Linked DNA regions of Homo sapiens: region 1 is linked to region 2. A link is a contact called in ENCODE Hi-C data. All regions are on one chromosome and are shown on one strand. Each heading gives the region's core, a stretch centred on a gene start or an enhancer-like site at or near the end of the contact. The rest is flanking DNA. Distances are from core to core; before and after follow the strand shown. Region 1 has its middle 15 kb from the start of SPARC. Region 2 holds the start of ANXA6 (annexin A6).

Region 1 (7,617 bases), core at 2,794-5,293, 540 kb after region 2:
TCGTTCTGGGCCTTACTTTGCTCATTTTTTTTTTTTTTTTTTTTTTTTGAGATGGAGTCTCACTTGGTTGCCCAGGCTGGAGTGCAATGGTGTGATCTCGGCTCACTGCAACCTCTGCCTCCTGGATTCAAGCAATTCTCCTGTCTCAGCTTCCCGGGTAGCTGGGATTAAAGGCACCCGCCACCACGCCCAGTTAATTTTTGTATTTTTAGTAGAGACAGGGTTTCACCATGTTGGCCAGACTGGTCTCGAACTCCTGACTTCAAGTGATCCACCTGCCCCAGCCTCCCAAAGTGCTGGGATTACAGACGTGAGCCACTGTGCCCAGCCATTTTGCTCATTTGTAAAATGAGGCTATTGGGTTAAGTTATAGTTTCCAGGCAGTGGGTGATGAGAACCAAGATGATGGGGTTCAGATCCTCCTGAGAACCCCTTAGAGGCAGCTGTTGTTTTGCTATGTTAATTGTAAACGAGGATTCTGCAGCTAATAAAATGCTTGAAACTCACGAGGCCATGTAACTTAAAGGCCTTTTGACCATTAAATTCAGTGTTTTCCTCCTCTTTCTGTCTCCTGCTTCTCTCCCTCCCCTGAATTCCTTACTCAAATCCCTGAGTTTGCTGGCAGAGACTTCATGATTCTTCAGGGTTGCAGCCCTAAGTCTATCTTGCTATCTCTCTAGAGGCTGGACTCTGCCCTTTCACTTGCAGCATGGGAGAAGAATTGTTTCTTTCCTAAGATCATTAGGGAGACCCAAGGGTCAGGACAAATCATAGCCAGCCACCCCATCTGGCCCAATGCTGAGCTCTCCAGCTCCCCCGTCTCCCACTGAACGGCTCGCTTCCCAGCCCCATCCCAAGTTAGGTTATTCTCCTGATTCAGACATTTTTGTGGTGTGAAATCATCTCCGCCCAGCCAGCCGAAGCTGGGAGCTCACTCCAGCCCACTGCAGCTTGCTGGCCCTCCCTTTCCCTGCCACGTCCCCACACCCTCAGCTCCTCTTCTCCCAGCACTCAGAACTTCCATTTGATTTCCTTTCAATTCTGCAAAGAAACAAAGAGTGTCAAGGGCATGTTGGATTCAGCTCTGTCCTCTCCCTGTAGCTCCTGGTGCAGGTCCTGGCTCATGATCAACCCCTAAGGGAAAGTGATTAAAATAAGTTTGTTAAATCAAGACAGAGAAAGGAGACAAAGGAAGACAGACAGAGTCAGACAGTGGAAGGGAGAGACAGACACTGAGAGTCTGCCATGATTAAGAGAGAGACAGAGGCCAGGCATGGTGGCTCATGCCTGTAATCCTAGCACATGGGGAGGCCAAGGCGGGTGGATCATCTGAGGTCAGGAGTTTGAGACAAGCCACGCCAACATGTCGAAACCCCATCTCTACTAAAAATATAAAACTTAGCTGGATGTGGTGGCACGCGCCTGTAATCCCAGCTACTCGGGAGGCTAAGGCATGAGAATCGCTTTAACCTGAGGGCCGGAGGTTTCAGTGATCCCAGACCATGCCACTGTACTCCAGCCTGGGTGAAAGAGAGAGACTCCATCTCAAAAAAAAAAAAAAAGAAAGAAAAGAAAAGAATGGCCGGGCACAGTGGCTCACGCACTTTGGGAGGCCGAGGTGGGCAGATCACGAGGTCAAGAGACCGAGACTATCCTGGCCAACATGGTGAAATCCCATCTCTACTAAAAATACAAAAAAAAAAAAATCTAGCTGGGCGTGGTGGCGCATGCCTGTAGCCCCAGCTACTCGGGAGGCTGAGGCAGGAGAATCACTTGAACCCAGGAGGTGGAGGTCGCAGTGAGTGGAGATCCCGCCACTGCACTCCAGTCTGGCGACAGAGTAAGACTCCGTCTCAAAAAAAAAAAAAAAAAAAAGAGAGAGAGACAGAGGTGGGAGACAGAGAGACAGAGAGATGAGACAGACACAGAAACAAATGCAAAGAAAACTTACCTGAAACTTAGCAACAAAGCAAAAGGGTGACTGCATGTCCTCTCAGTGTTAGACTGGAACATGGTCTGACAAGTCCATCCAGGGATCATCTTCTCTAGGGGTTGTGCTACCTACTATTGATGAGGGCTCTGACTTTGAAGTTACATGTTAACTTGCAGGTTTCTGTCCATTAGAAACAAAACAAAAAAAAAGAACCCCAGAGGTGACAGTGCAAATGCCTTGCAGGGCGTTAACCGGTTTTGTATATTACCCAGCAGCCTTTTTCCAGCATTCTTTCAATGCAGTAGCTGTATAATCTCTTTTTGAATTCTCTTTGAACCAACTTTACCATGCTGCTTATTCCCTCATTAATGGGTTAAAAAAATCATTAACATGTGCTCATTTTTTATTCATTTTTATTCATTTTTTATGAGTCATGTTTTTAACTGTTAAAAACTGTATTCTGATAAGAGAGGCAGAAATAGAATGAGACAGAGATGAAGAAAGAGACAGAGTGAGAGGCAGAGGCAGAGATAGAAAGGGAAAGAGACATAGGGACACTGAGAGAGGCCAGAGAAAGAGACACACAGAGAAACAGAAGAAACAAAGGTTAGAGGGACTGAGACCCAGTGAACCCATGCACAGAGTCAGAGAGAGAGAGAGAGACAGAAAGGCTAGCAGCAGAGATCAAGATCAGCCATGCATGCACAAAACACCAGAAGTAATGTTAGCCTCTGGGGAAGGGATACATTGGAGTGAAAATGGAGGTGAAGGGGAGGGACTTTTATATTTATTTATTTATACTTCTATCTTGAATTTCTTTCTTTTCTTTTCTTTTTCATTTAGAGACAGAGTCTCTCTATGTTGCCCAGGTTGGTCTTGAACTCCTGGGCTCAAGTGATGCTCTTGCTGCGACCTCCCAAATTGCTGGGATTATAGGCGTGAGCCACTGTGCAGGCACTTCAATTTCTTATGAGAATATAATCATGTGTTATTTTATACTTTTATTTTTTATTTTAATTTTTATCTTTTTGAGACAGAGTGTCACTCTGTCGCCCAGGCTAGAGAGCAGTGGTGCGATCATGGCTCACTGCAGCCTTGACTTCTCAGGCTCAAGTGATCCTCCTTCCTCAGCCTCCAGAGTAGCTGGGACTACAGATGCACACCACTAGGCCCAGCTATTTTTTTACTATTATAGAGATGCGGGGGAGGGGGTCTCACTATGTTGCGTAGGCTGCTCTTGAACTCCTGGGCTCAAGCAATCCTCCTATCTCCGTCCCCCAAAGTGCTGGGATTACAGGTGTGAGCCACCATGCCCAGCCCATTTTACATTTTTAAAATAGTCATAGAGGGAAAGGCAAAGAGAGACTGTGAAAGAAGCAAAACCACTAGAGAGAGAAAACATCAAGAAAGCAAGGACAGGTACACTGGCTGGCACCTGTAATCCAAGCGCTGTGGGAGTCAGTAAAATTCTTGAAAATTAACTGTAACATTATTTCTTAAACTTTCTAATTTTTGTAACTATTAAGGCTGATTTTTAAAATTATGGTAAAACAAATATAAAATTCCTATGGTGAGTTATTGATAATGGAAACATCATCACTGTGAAACAAATGTAGGTATTGTGTGAGGCACAAGAGCTACAGTGGAGACAAAGACAGACGAGGTCCCTGCTTTCATGGCACTTACATTCTGGGGAGAAGGCAATAGAGAACAGGCCCATAAATAAACACACAAGACAATTTTTTTTTTCTCAGATGGAGTCTCGCTCTGTTGCCCAGGCTGGAGTCCAGTGGCATGATCTTGGCTCACTGCAACCTCCACCTCCCGGGTTCAAGCGATTCTCCTGCCTCAGCCTCCCGAGTAGCCAGGACTACAGGTGAGTGCCACCATGCTCAGTTAATTTTTTTTTGTATTTTTAGTAGAGACGGGGTTTCACCATGTTGGCCAGGCTGGTCTCGAACTCCTTACCTCGTGATCTGCCTGCCTGAGCCTCCCAAAGTGCTGGGATTACAGGCGTGAGCCACTGCACTTGGCTCTCTGAGATCATTCTTAGCCCCTCAGGCTATATGACTGGCTTGTGAGGGCCAAGTGCAGCTTGGACTGAATCCAGGCCTGGGATATTTACACCTTAAGGTCATTTTCAGTTTCCAGCCCAGAGTTTTGGCCCCAAAGGCAGGCGGCATCCAGCTTCCCTCAGCCGCTCAGCTGGCCAAAAAATAAGAAAGCCACCTTGTGCTCATGGGAGGGCAGCCACGGGAGTGGGTCTGGGTGGGGCCCGGTGCCGTGGGATGCCCGGGAGTATATAGATCCATTTCAGAGGCTCGCCAACCCCTTCACCCAAGGACTCTTCTGGGCCTCTCCTGTGCTTTCCAATTAAAAATATCATTCCGTAATGTTTCTCAGAGGCTCTCAAAGGGCCACGGGAAAGGCAGCCAGGGAAGGGGCAGGAGGGAGGGGAGGCCAATATCTAAAATAGAAGGAGTAGTGGTCCAGAGCAGGACTTCTGAGACTTCAGTCATCTGGTACCATCTTTACCTTTGTTGCCATATCCTCATAACACCTACAGAATTACTTAATTTCAACTTTTTTTTAATCTAAATAAATTTAACTTAAAGAAAACCTTATATCATAACACTGAAAAAAGAGTATAATTTGCCAAGTGTGTCCACATATCCCCTCAGATCCACTCTCTGCCCCTCCCCAACTGCTCTCTAGGCCAGAGGGGCTGACCTTATGGCCCACACCCATGAGCTCCCATGGCCTCTGTTTCCATCTGGGATTGGCCAGTGGGGAGCATCAGTAGGCGACTGGGAAGAGGGAGAAACAAGAGTGAAGTTAGAATCTTTCTTTCCCCATCCCCTTCCCTAGAGGATCACAGCAGACTGGCTGTGTTCTTCAACCCAAGGGCTGAGCTCCTGTTCCTTGGCCCTCTCTCTGGTTCTAGTACCCACTCTCCCTTACCCCTCAGGCACCTTGCTGCAGCTGTCCCTAGAGGACTGCACTGTCCTTGTGATTTACATACACAGGGCCCACATCTTTATAAATAGTCCCTTGATGAAATTCTCAGATTACCCATTTTGAAAGTGCCATCTGTTTTCTGCCAGGAACCTGGCTGATACACTTGTCATAAAGAGAAAGTAATTGACAGTGATAATACAATTATGCTATTACGTTCTAACCAAATGTAAAAAGGGATGAATAATTTTTATATAATGCTATAGAATGAGCTTCAGGGAATATTAGTAAAAAGTGAACAAACCATTAAAAACAAAGTGCAGAGCAATGTTTAGACTGCAAGAGAGAGAAAAATAAAAACATGCACATGTGCATTTGCTCACATACCCAAAAAGAAGCAACTGAAAGGTAAAACTAAAAATTAATAGAGATGGTTACCTTAGGGAGAGAGAAAATGTTGTTGATAAAAAGCTAGTGTTCTCTGATTACTTTGTTATATAGTTTTAACTTTGGAACTATTAAGTGTTTTGTATAATTAAATTTACATTAAAATAACATAAGCTATTGATTGGCTATACAACGTTCTTTTGCACCACAAATTCCAGGAACATAAAGATAATGGGTAAAGGTCACATAGTGCAACTTATGGTAACAGTTTAGGTTATTTATCAACTAGTCTGGAAGCTTTGGTGAAGGAAAGAAAGAAAAAAATGCCTTTAAACAATTGTCCCTGGAAAATGGGAGTGGAAGGGGGTGGGTGTCAAGACTGTCTCATACTCATGGTCTCTCACAGCCTGATAAATTTTGCACACTCCACATTCTTTGGACAGCTCTGAGCTACTTTTCTTTCTCAAGGGGAAGTTCTTCCTTAAAACATTGAGGAAGCATTGTTAGAAATTGAAGATCAACATTTTGCAGCCCCTAAGAGTAATGGGTCAAAGTAACGATTAAGGAATGAGAGGTCGATGAGGAACCATGTAATGGATGGGCCAGGACAACAGTACTTGAACCAGTTCAATAATCTTGATAGTTTGTTTGGAGGTTCTAGCAGGGGAGTGCAGCTGTTTGTACACCCTTGACTGAAGACCAGTCCAGCTCTGTCTGGGATGGTCATCCTCTCAGACCTAGCACTCAGCTTCAGGGGGACGTGCATGGAGTGGTGAGGAAGGACAGGGACACCTGCCTAGCCAGCCAGAGCAGCCAAATCAACCCTGGCGGTCAATGAGGTGACACATATCGTAGCCAGATCGTCCTCACATCCGAATTCAATAATCTTAACATCACTAAGTGTGGGACAAAGAGACATCTTGTTCTTCATGGTGTGATGTAATAAAATGTGCACACCATGACATAGGAAGTACTTATGGCAAAAGAAATTAACCTGAGTGTAACTACCAGTTTATGGGAAATACAAAGGAATAGAGAAATGTGTCTAAAAACACAAGAATTAAATCAGCCAAACCAGAATATGGTGAATTTTGCAAGACAAATAACATGATTTCTTCAATAAATGAATGGCATGACAAAAGGTGGGGAGTGAAGGGAGGATCTCTAATAGATTAAATGAACCATAAGAATAAAGTGTAGGCCGGGCGCGGTGGTGGCTCAAGCCTGTAATCCCAGCACTTTGGGAGCACTTCAGGTGGATCACCTGAGGTCAGGAGTTCAAGACCAGCCTGACCAACATGGTGAAACCCCGTCTCTACTAACAAATACAAAAATTAGCTGTGTGTGGTGGCTGGCACCTGTAATCCCAGCTACTTGGGAGGCTGAGGCAGGAGAATCCCTTGAACCCGGGAGGCAGAGGTTGCAGTGAGCCAAGATCGCGCCATTGCACTCCAGCCTGGGCAACAAGAGTGAAACTCTGTCTCAAAAAAAAAAAAAAGAATACAGTGTAAAGCACGAGCTTCTTTGTAGCCTGATTCAAGGCAACTAAATTTAAATAGGCATTTTTCAGAAAACAGAAAATTTGAACACAGACTGAGTATCGAATGATATTAGGGGATTACTTTTTTCTCCTGTTTTTTTAGAGGCCTTGCCTTGCAATGTCGCCCAGGCTGACCTCAAACTCTTGGGCTCAAGCAATCCTCCCGTCTCAGCCTTCCATAGCTAGGACTACAGGCGTGCAGCACCACAGATGGCTAATTAAGGAACTACTTTAATTTTGTTAGATGAGATGAGGGCGATGTGGCTATGTTGAAAAGAAAGACCTTATCTATTAGCTATAGATACTGAAATATTTATGGGTATCATGATATAATATATGGGATTTATTTTGAATTACTCCTGGGAAAAGGTATGTGATGGGGGTGGGTATGTAAAATAAACTGATAGAAGGTTGATAGTAATTCAAGCTAGGTGATGGTCCATGGAAGCTTAATTATATTATTCTCTTTGGGGTGTGCTTGAAAATATTTATAAAACAATATAACAATATCAAATTAAATTAATGCTATTAGGGCCAGTCATGGTGGCTTATGCCTGTAATTCTAGCACTTTGGTAGGCTGAGGCGGGCGGATCACTTGAGGTCAGGAGTTTGAGACTAGCCTGGCCAACATAGCAAAACCCCATCTCTACTAAAAATACAAAAAATTAGCTGGGCGTGGTGACGGGCGACTGTAATCCCAGCTACTCAGGAGGCTGAGACAGGACAATCCCTGGAACCTGGGAGGTGGAGGTTGCAGTGAGCTGAGATCACACCCACTGCACTCCAGCCTGGGCAAAAGAA
Region 2 (6,960 bases), core at 1-2,500:
CATGTTTTGGGCAAGGGGGAAGGAATAATGGAGGGAAAAGGGCGGACTCTTGGGGGGAAACCAGAGTCCTTTCACAAACCCGGGAGCCATATGTCCAAATTTGGAATTGTCAGAGAAGACCCACTAGAATCTAGGGAAAGGAAGGAGGAGGCAGGAAGCCGTGGCCAGATTAGTTGTCCCAAAGGACCTCCTGCCCTTTCCCCTTGTAGGGCCTACAAGGGTTGTGCCAGGCTTCCCAAATCTATAATCAAGACTCCCAAACCTGCAATCATTCCATACAGCTGACAAATAAATCAGTTTTCAAAGCCATTGTTTCCTTTGAAAGAGACTGGGTTTCTCAACTATGGACTTGGAGAAGGAAATCCAGGCTCAGAGAGGGAAAGCCACCGCCCAAAGTCACACTGCAACAGGGGCTGGGATTCCGATTCAGGGTATTTTGCTCCCATGCTGGTATATGGGGAATTATTTGAAGCCCCCAAACTTTGGGAAGGCCTAGACCGCTTAGGGGATGCAGAAAGAAGGGTAGTGCCCCTGCCTCACCATAGGAGGCCTCGGAGCCCCGTTGGGAGACTGCATTCATAGACAAGCAGTGGCCCAAAGGGGATGGGGTCCAATGAGGCCCTGAGGTATGTACGACCGGACGTTCAGCTCTCTGCACGCAGGCAGCCCTCCCCCGACACCACACACAAGCCATTTTATAAGCAGCTGGAGGGTCCAACGCTCTTGCTCTCAGTCTTGGGCCTCAGCCACACCCTTCTCTGCGGGTCCTTTGACTGGCGTCCAGCTGACCCCAACCCCGGACCTTCAAAGTCTCTTGAGCCCCCCCAAATTAAGGCCGGCAGGACCAGCCCCTGGCTCAGCTCCGGCGCCCAGGACCCTCAACCAGACCCTCTGCAGCAACGGGACTCCCTCCCCTCCCCCTAGCCAGGGCGCCCTCCGCCCGCGCCTCTCCGCCCCGACCCCAGATTTGCTCCGCTGCGCTCCCCAGACACACCCAGTCTGCGACACTCTCGGGTTACCGCGCCCTCCCGTCCCTGCTCCTGGCGGGGGGTACCCATCAGCCGATGACTGGGCGCTTATTTCTTGTGTCCCTGCAGCCCCCGGGAAGGGGTTCCCAGAGCGACTCCCCTCTCCAGCCTCAGCCCACTCACCGCGCAGCGGAGGCCTCGGGTCGCAGACGGACGCACGGGCGCAGGGACTCGAGGACGCAGCGCTCGCTGGATCGGAGCCCGTTAGCCCAGCAGCAACCGCAGCGCGGGGCGGACCGGGAGGACAGCCGTGGGCTCCGAGCCGGACACGTGGCGCGCAGAGGCCAATCCGGCGCGCCCGCCTCCCTCCTCCACCCCACCCCTCTAGCTCCTTAGCTCTTGGAATCTTAGAATGTCACTAGCCCGAGGGGCTTGCCGGGAGAACCTCCTCAGTTTCCAGCCCCCGGATCTGAGACTGAGAAGGATTAGGGGCTTTGGCCAAGGTCACGCGGCCCTTCAGGGCTAGAAGTCAGGGCTCCTGACTCCGGGTTCTGGACACTTTCCCGCAAATTCTTATAAGTCGCCAAAGCTTTGTTGAGAAACAGAAAATTGAGGTTTGCCAGGGGCACTTTATCTGCCTGATCAGATTCCATGCCTCAACAGCCTCATTAGGTCGGTGACATTATTTACCCACTTTCAGGAGGAGAGCCCAGTCCAGTTCCTGGACCAAGGTCACACAAATAGTGGGTTGCGGAGGCAAGCTTCTTCGTGCTCTGGGAAGCAGGGAAGGCAGGCAGGGAGACCAGCAGTTGTAATCCAGCGCTAGAACAGGAAAAATTGATAAACTGAGAATACAGAGGAAACTGAGAATTATTGTCCCCAGGGGATTGGTAAGGAGAAGATGAGGAAGTTAGAAGAATTGGACAGATACCTGCGGAAAGTGTTCCAGGCAGAGGAAACTGCTGGAGCAAATGCTCCTAGCAGGAGGCCACCTGGCGCCTCCGAGGATCAGCAGGGGGGCCAGTGTGGCTGGAATGGAGTGAGTGGGAGGGAGAGGAGAGATAAGAGGGACCCAATCAGGTGGGACCTCCGGGGCCCTTGAAGGCACGCTGTCTTTTACTCTGAGTCAACTGGGGATCCATTGCAGGATATTGAGCAAAGAAAGGGTATTATTTTTGGGTAGATGAAATCCACACAACATAAAATTAACCATTTTAAAGTCAACAATTCAGTGGCATTTTGTACAGACACAATGTTGTGTATCCACCACCTCTATCTAGTTCCAAAATATTCTCTTCACGGAAAAATAAAACAGTATACCCACTGAGCAGTCACTCCTAACTTTCCCTTACCCCTCGTCTCTGGCAACCACCAATTTGCTTTCTGCTTCTGCGGATGTGCCTATTCTGGATATTTCATATACATGGAATCACATGAGATGCAACCCTTCTTGTCTGACTTCTTTCATGTGGCATTTTGTTTGTTTGTTTTTGTTGTTGTTTTTTCACTCTTGTCGCCCAGGCTGGAGTGCAGTGGCGTGATCTCTGCTCACCACAACTTCTGCCTCCTGGGTTCAAGCAATTCTCCTGCCTCAGCCTCCCGAGTAGTTGGGATTACAGGCATGCGCCACCACACCCAGCTAATTCTGTATTTTTAGTAGAGACGGGGTTTTTCCATGTTGGTCAGGTTGGTCTTGAACTCCCGACCTCAGGTGATCCACCTGCCTCGGCCTCCCAAAGTGCTGGGATTACAGGCGTGAGCCACCGTGCCTGGCCTCATGTGGCATGTTTTTGAAGTTCATCCACACTGTAGCATGTATCAGCACTCCATTCCTTTTTTTTTTTAGTTTCAGTTGGAGTTTTGCTCTTGTTGCCAAGGCTGGAGTGCAATGGCGTGATCTCGGCTCACTGCAACCTCCACCTCTCAGATTCAAGGAATTCTCCTGCCTCAGCCTTCCGAGCAGCTGGGATTACAGGCATGCACCACCACGTGTGGCTAATTTATTTTTGTATTTAGTAGAGATGGGGTTTTACCATGTTAGTTAGGCTGGTCTCGAACTCCTGACCTCAGGTGATCCACCCGCCTTTGCCTCCCAAAGTGCTGGGATTACAGGCATGCGCCACCGTGTCCGGTCCAGCACTCCATTCCTTTTAATGGCTGAATAATTTTCCGTTGTATAAGTACACTATAATTTGTTTATCCATCCATCTGTTGATGGATAGTGCATTGTTTCCCCCTTTTGCTGATTGTGAATAGTGCTGCTAATGAACATTTGCATACAAATACTTATTTGAGTACCTGTTTTCAATTGTCGTTGTGTATTTACCTAGGAATGAAACTGCTGGGTCATATAGTAATTCTACATTTAAGTTTTTGAGGAACTGCCAAACATTTTTTCAGAGTGGCTGCAACATTTTATATTCCCATCAGCCATGTCATGTATGAGGCTTTTAATTTCTCCATGTCCTTGCCAACACTTGTATTTTATTTTTTAAAAATTTGTACCCGGCCAGGCACAGTGGCTCATGCCTGTAATGCCAGTACTTTGGGAGGGCCGAGGTGGGTGAATTGCTTGAGCCCACGAGTTTGAGACCAGCCTGGACAACATGACGAAACCGCATCTCTACAAAAAATTAACCAGGGGTAGTGGCACATGCCTGCAATCCCAGCTACTGGAGAGGCTGAGGTGGGATGATCCCTTGAAGCTGGAAGGTAGAGGCTGCAGTGAGCCGTGATTGCACCACTGCACTCCAGCCTGGGCGACAGAGTGAGAACTTGTCTCAAAAAAACAAAAGTACAAAAAACTTGTGCTCTAGTCATTATGAAATGGCATCTATAATTGTGTTTTTGATTTGCATTTCCCTTCTGACTAATGATGTGGAGTATCTTTTTTGTGTGCTCATTGGCCACTATTTGTACATCTTCTTTGGAAAAATATCTAATCATGCTTTTTGCTCATTTTTAAATTGGATTTTTTGTCTTTTTTGTTGTTAAGTTATATGAGTTCTTTTTATATTCTGGATAAGACTTTTGTGTTTGTTTGAGACAGAGGCTCGTTCTGTTGCCCAGGCTGGAGTGCAGTGGTGCCATGTCGGCTCACTGCAACCTTCACCTCGTGGGTTCAAGCAATTCTTTCCGCCTCAGCCTCCCAAATAGCTGGGATTACAGGCACCTGCTACCATGCCCAGTTAATTTTTGTATTTTTTTAGTAGAGACGGGGATTCATCATGTTGGCCAGGTTGGTCTTGAACTCCTGACCTCAGGTGATCCACCTGCCTTGGCCTCCCAAAGTGCTGGGATTACAGGTGTGAGCCACCGCACCTGGCCAAGACATATTTTTTAAAGGGTCACTGAAGTCTCCTGTGTTGGAAATACTGAATACTGTTGGGGGAAGAGTAGAAGAAGGGGATCTGCTAGGAGATTTTGCAGTAATCCAGGCAAGAGACAGGCTGGTATAAATGCAGGTGGGGGAAGTGGTTGGAGATGGGATGTATTTGAAGGTTGAACATGATTTCCGAAGGATCAGGTGGGAGATGAGAAAGAGTCAAGAATGGCTTCAGGGATCCTGGCCTGAGCCACTGGAAGGATGGAGTTACCATCAACTGAAATGAGCAAGACTGCAGGGAAAGCAATTTTGGGAATTAGAAGTGGGGAAAAGATCAGGAGTTCAGTTTTTGACCAGTTTGTTGAACATTTCTATTAGACACCCAACAGGAGATGTCAAGTACGCAGTTGGCTAGTCAAGTCTGGAGTTCAAGAGATGAGATCCTTAAGGGAGAAGAGAACTAAATATGGAGTCCTAGTTCGGCAAAAGGAGTCAGGCTGGCAGGACCAAGGGAAAGCAAAAAGAGAAAGCAGATAAGCTATAAGTCTGCCTTTCTTCATGGCCCAGGATGCATAGCCCTCCTGTGCGAATAACTCACAATCTTATCTGCGCCCAGCTATTGCCAGACCCTCACCTGATAGAAAAATGCACGCAAGCTCCCTGCACCCTTGATGTTATCAGTACTGCACAAAGCCCTCTTCAGCACACAGCACAAGCACCATCCTATAAAATCCTTAGCCAGATTTTGTTTTCTTGCAGTTAGCTTCTGTTTTGCTAACTTGCCCGTTGCACCCTTGCAACGTATTTTCTTTTCTTTTCTGTTTTTCTTTTGAGATGAAGTCTCACTCTGTCGCCCAGACTGTAGTGCAGTGGCACTATCTCGACTCACCACAACCTCCGCCTCCCGGGTTCAAGCGATTCTTCTGCCTTAGGCTCCTGAGTAGCTGGGATTACAGGTGCGTGCCACCACACCTGGCTAATATTTGTATTTTTAGTAGAGATGGGTTTTCACCATGTTGATCAGGCTGGTCTCAAACTCCTGACCTCGTGATCCACCTCGGCTTCCCAAAGTGCTGGGATTATAGGCATGAGCCACCACGTCTGGCAGCAATGTATTTTCATACTTTCTCTAATAAATCTGCCTTTCTTTACCTACAACTGCCTTGGTAAATTCTTCTTACTGCCTGTACCGCCAGCCCCAAATAGTTGCTGATCACCCACGATGCTAAGGACCGAGTCTGAGACACTCTTATGTTACCATTTGGGGAGAGGCCGGACCCGGTGGCTCATGCCTGTAATTCCAGCACTTTGGGAGGCTGAGGTGGGTGGATCACTTGAGGCCAGGAGTTCAAGACCAGCCTGACCAACATAGTTAAACCCCATCTCTACTAAAAATACAAAAAGTTAGCTGGACGTGGTGGTGCATGCTGTAATCCCAGCTACTTGGGAGGCTGAGGCAGGAGAATCACTCCCAGGAGGTGGAGATTGCAGTGAGATGGCACCATTGCACTCCAGCCTGAGAGACAGAGTGAGACTCTCAAAAAATAAAATAAAAGAGTTGGGGAGAAGAAAAGAATTCAGCAAAGGTGACTGGGAAGGAGATTGTAGTAAGATGGGAGGAAACTACCCCAGGAGAATGTGGCAGCAAAGTGAAAAATAAGGGAGTGATCAGGTGTGTCAAATGCTGCTTTTAGGTAAAGTAGGACAAGGTCTACAAATCTATCATTGGGTTTAGCAATGTGAAAGCCAACTTATCTCTTGCTGTGAATTGCAGAATGTTGGGGGTAAAGGCCTGATGGGAACGGTGTAAGATAAAAAGCCTAAACTACTTATTCTGGGAGTTTTGCTGCGAAGGCCAGCAAGGGAATGAGGCAGTGTCTGGCAAGGGAATTGGTGTCAAGAGAAGGGCTTTTGTTTGATTTTTTTAAAGATTGAAGACATAACAGCATATTTGTATGCTGGTGGGAGTTATCATATAGAAGGTAAAAAAATTGATGGAGGAGAGAGAAGGGAGAATTCCTGCAGCAATGTTTGGAGACAGAATGGGCTGTAGTGTACAAATGTCAGGGCTATTTGTATTCTTAATTTGCAATAAAAGTAACTGAAATTTTTGATCTTTGCCCAAATTCAGCCCACGTGACTGAGGCAGGATTGAAAGCCAGATTCCCTTGACTGCAGAGCCCAGGGCCTTAATTCCTGAGCTACAGCAGCAAGTAGGAGTAAACACTAATATACTGCTCATTCTCTTTGAGCTAATCATCACTTACAGGAATCAATCCTAAGAAAATAATCTAAAATACAGAGGAAGCTGTAGGCCCAACACTGTTTTATTGTTGTTGTTGGAGACAGGGTCTCACTCTGTCACTCAGGCTGGACTGCAGTGGTGTGATCATGGCTCAACTGCAGCCTTGACCTCCCCAGGATCAGGTGATCCCCTCACCTCAGCCTCCCAAGTAGCTGAGACTACAGGTGTATGCCACCTGCCCAGCTAATTTTTGTATTTTTTGTAGAGATGGCGTGTCACCATCTTGCCTAGGCTGGTCTCCTATGCTCAAGCCATCCTCCTGCCTCAGCCTCCCAAAATGCTGGGATTACACCAGCATTGGTATAATGTGAGCCACCATGCCCAACTTTTTTTTTTTCATTCTTTTTTTTTTTTTGAGACAG

Evidence for each region. A loop is a pair of places that touch in the nucleus more often than their neighbours do. Pooled maps may share reads with other maps.
Region 1: a loop to region 2 is called in a map with no recorded cell type, with 2.2 times the contacts of the local background. The contact joins the enhancer-like site here to the promoter of ANXA6 in region 2. A Hi-C loop is called at or near these places in 2 of 37 single-sample maps with no recorded cell type and 3 of 50 pooled maps.

Annotation. Positions count from the first base shown.
Region 1 is chr5:151,698,430-151,706,046 of GRCh38, forward strand. It overlaps the pseudogene RN7SKP232. Among named protein-coding and RNA genes, the nearest start is that of SPARC, 15 kb to the left of the region's middle. RefSeq lists an enhancer at 1,030-1,851. Within about 2 kb of position 4,044, at least 4 of the 41 ENCODE cell types and tissues checked have a DNase peak (open chromatin) inside an H3K27ac peak, as active enhancers do.
Region 2 is chr5:151,156,529-151,163,488 of GRCh38, forward strand. ANXA6 (annexin A6) reads right to left here and starts at 1,251. Exons shown (of 26, transcript NM_001155.5): 1 at 1,152-1,251. RefSeq lists an enhancer at 1,412-2,268 and a silencer at 2,064-2,123.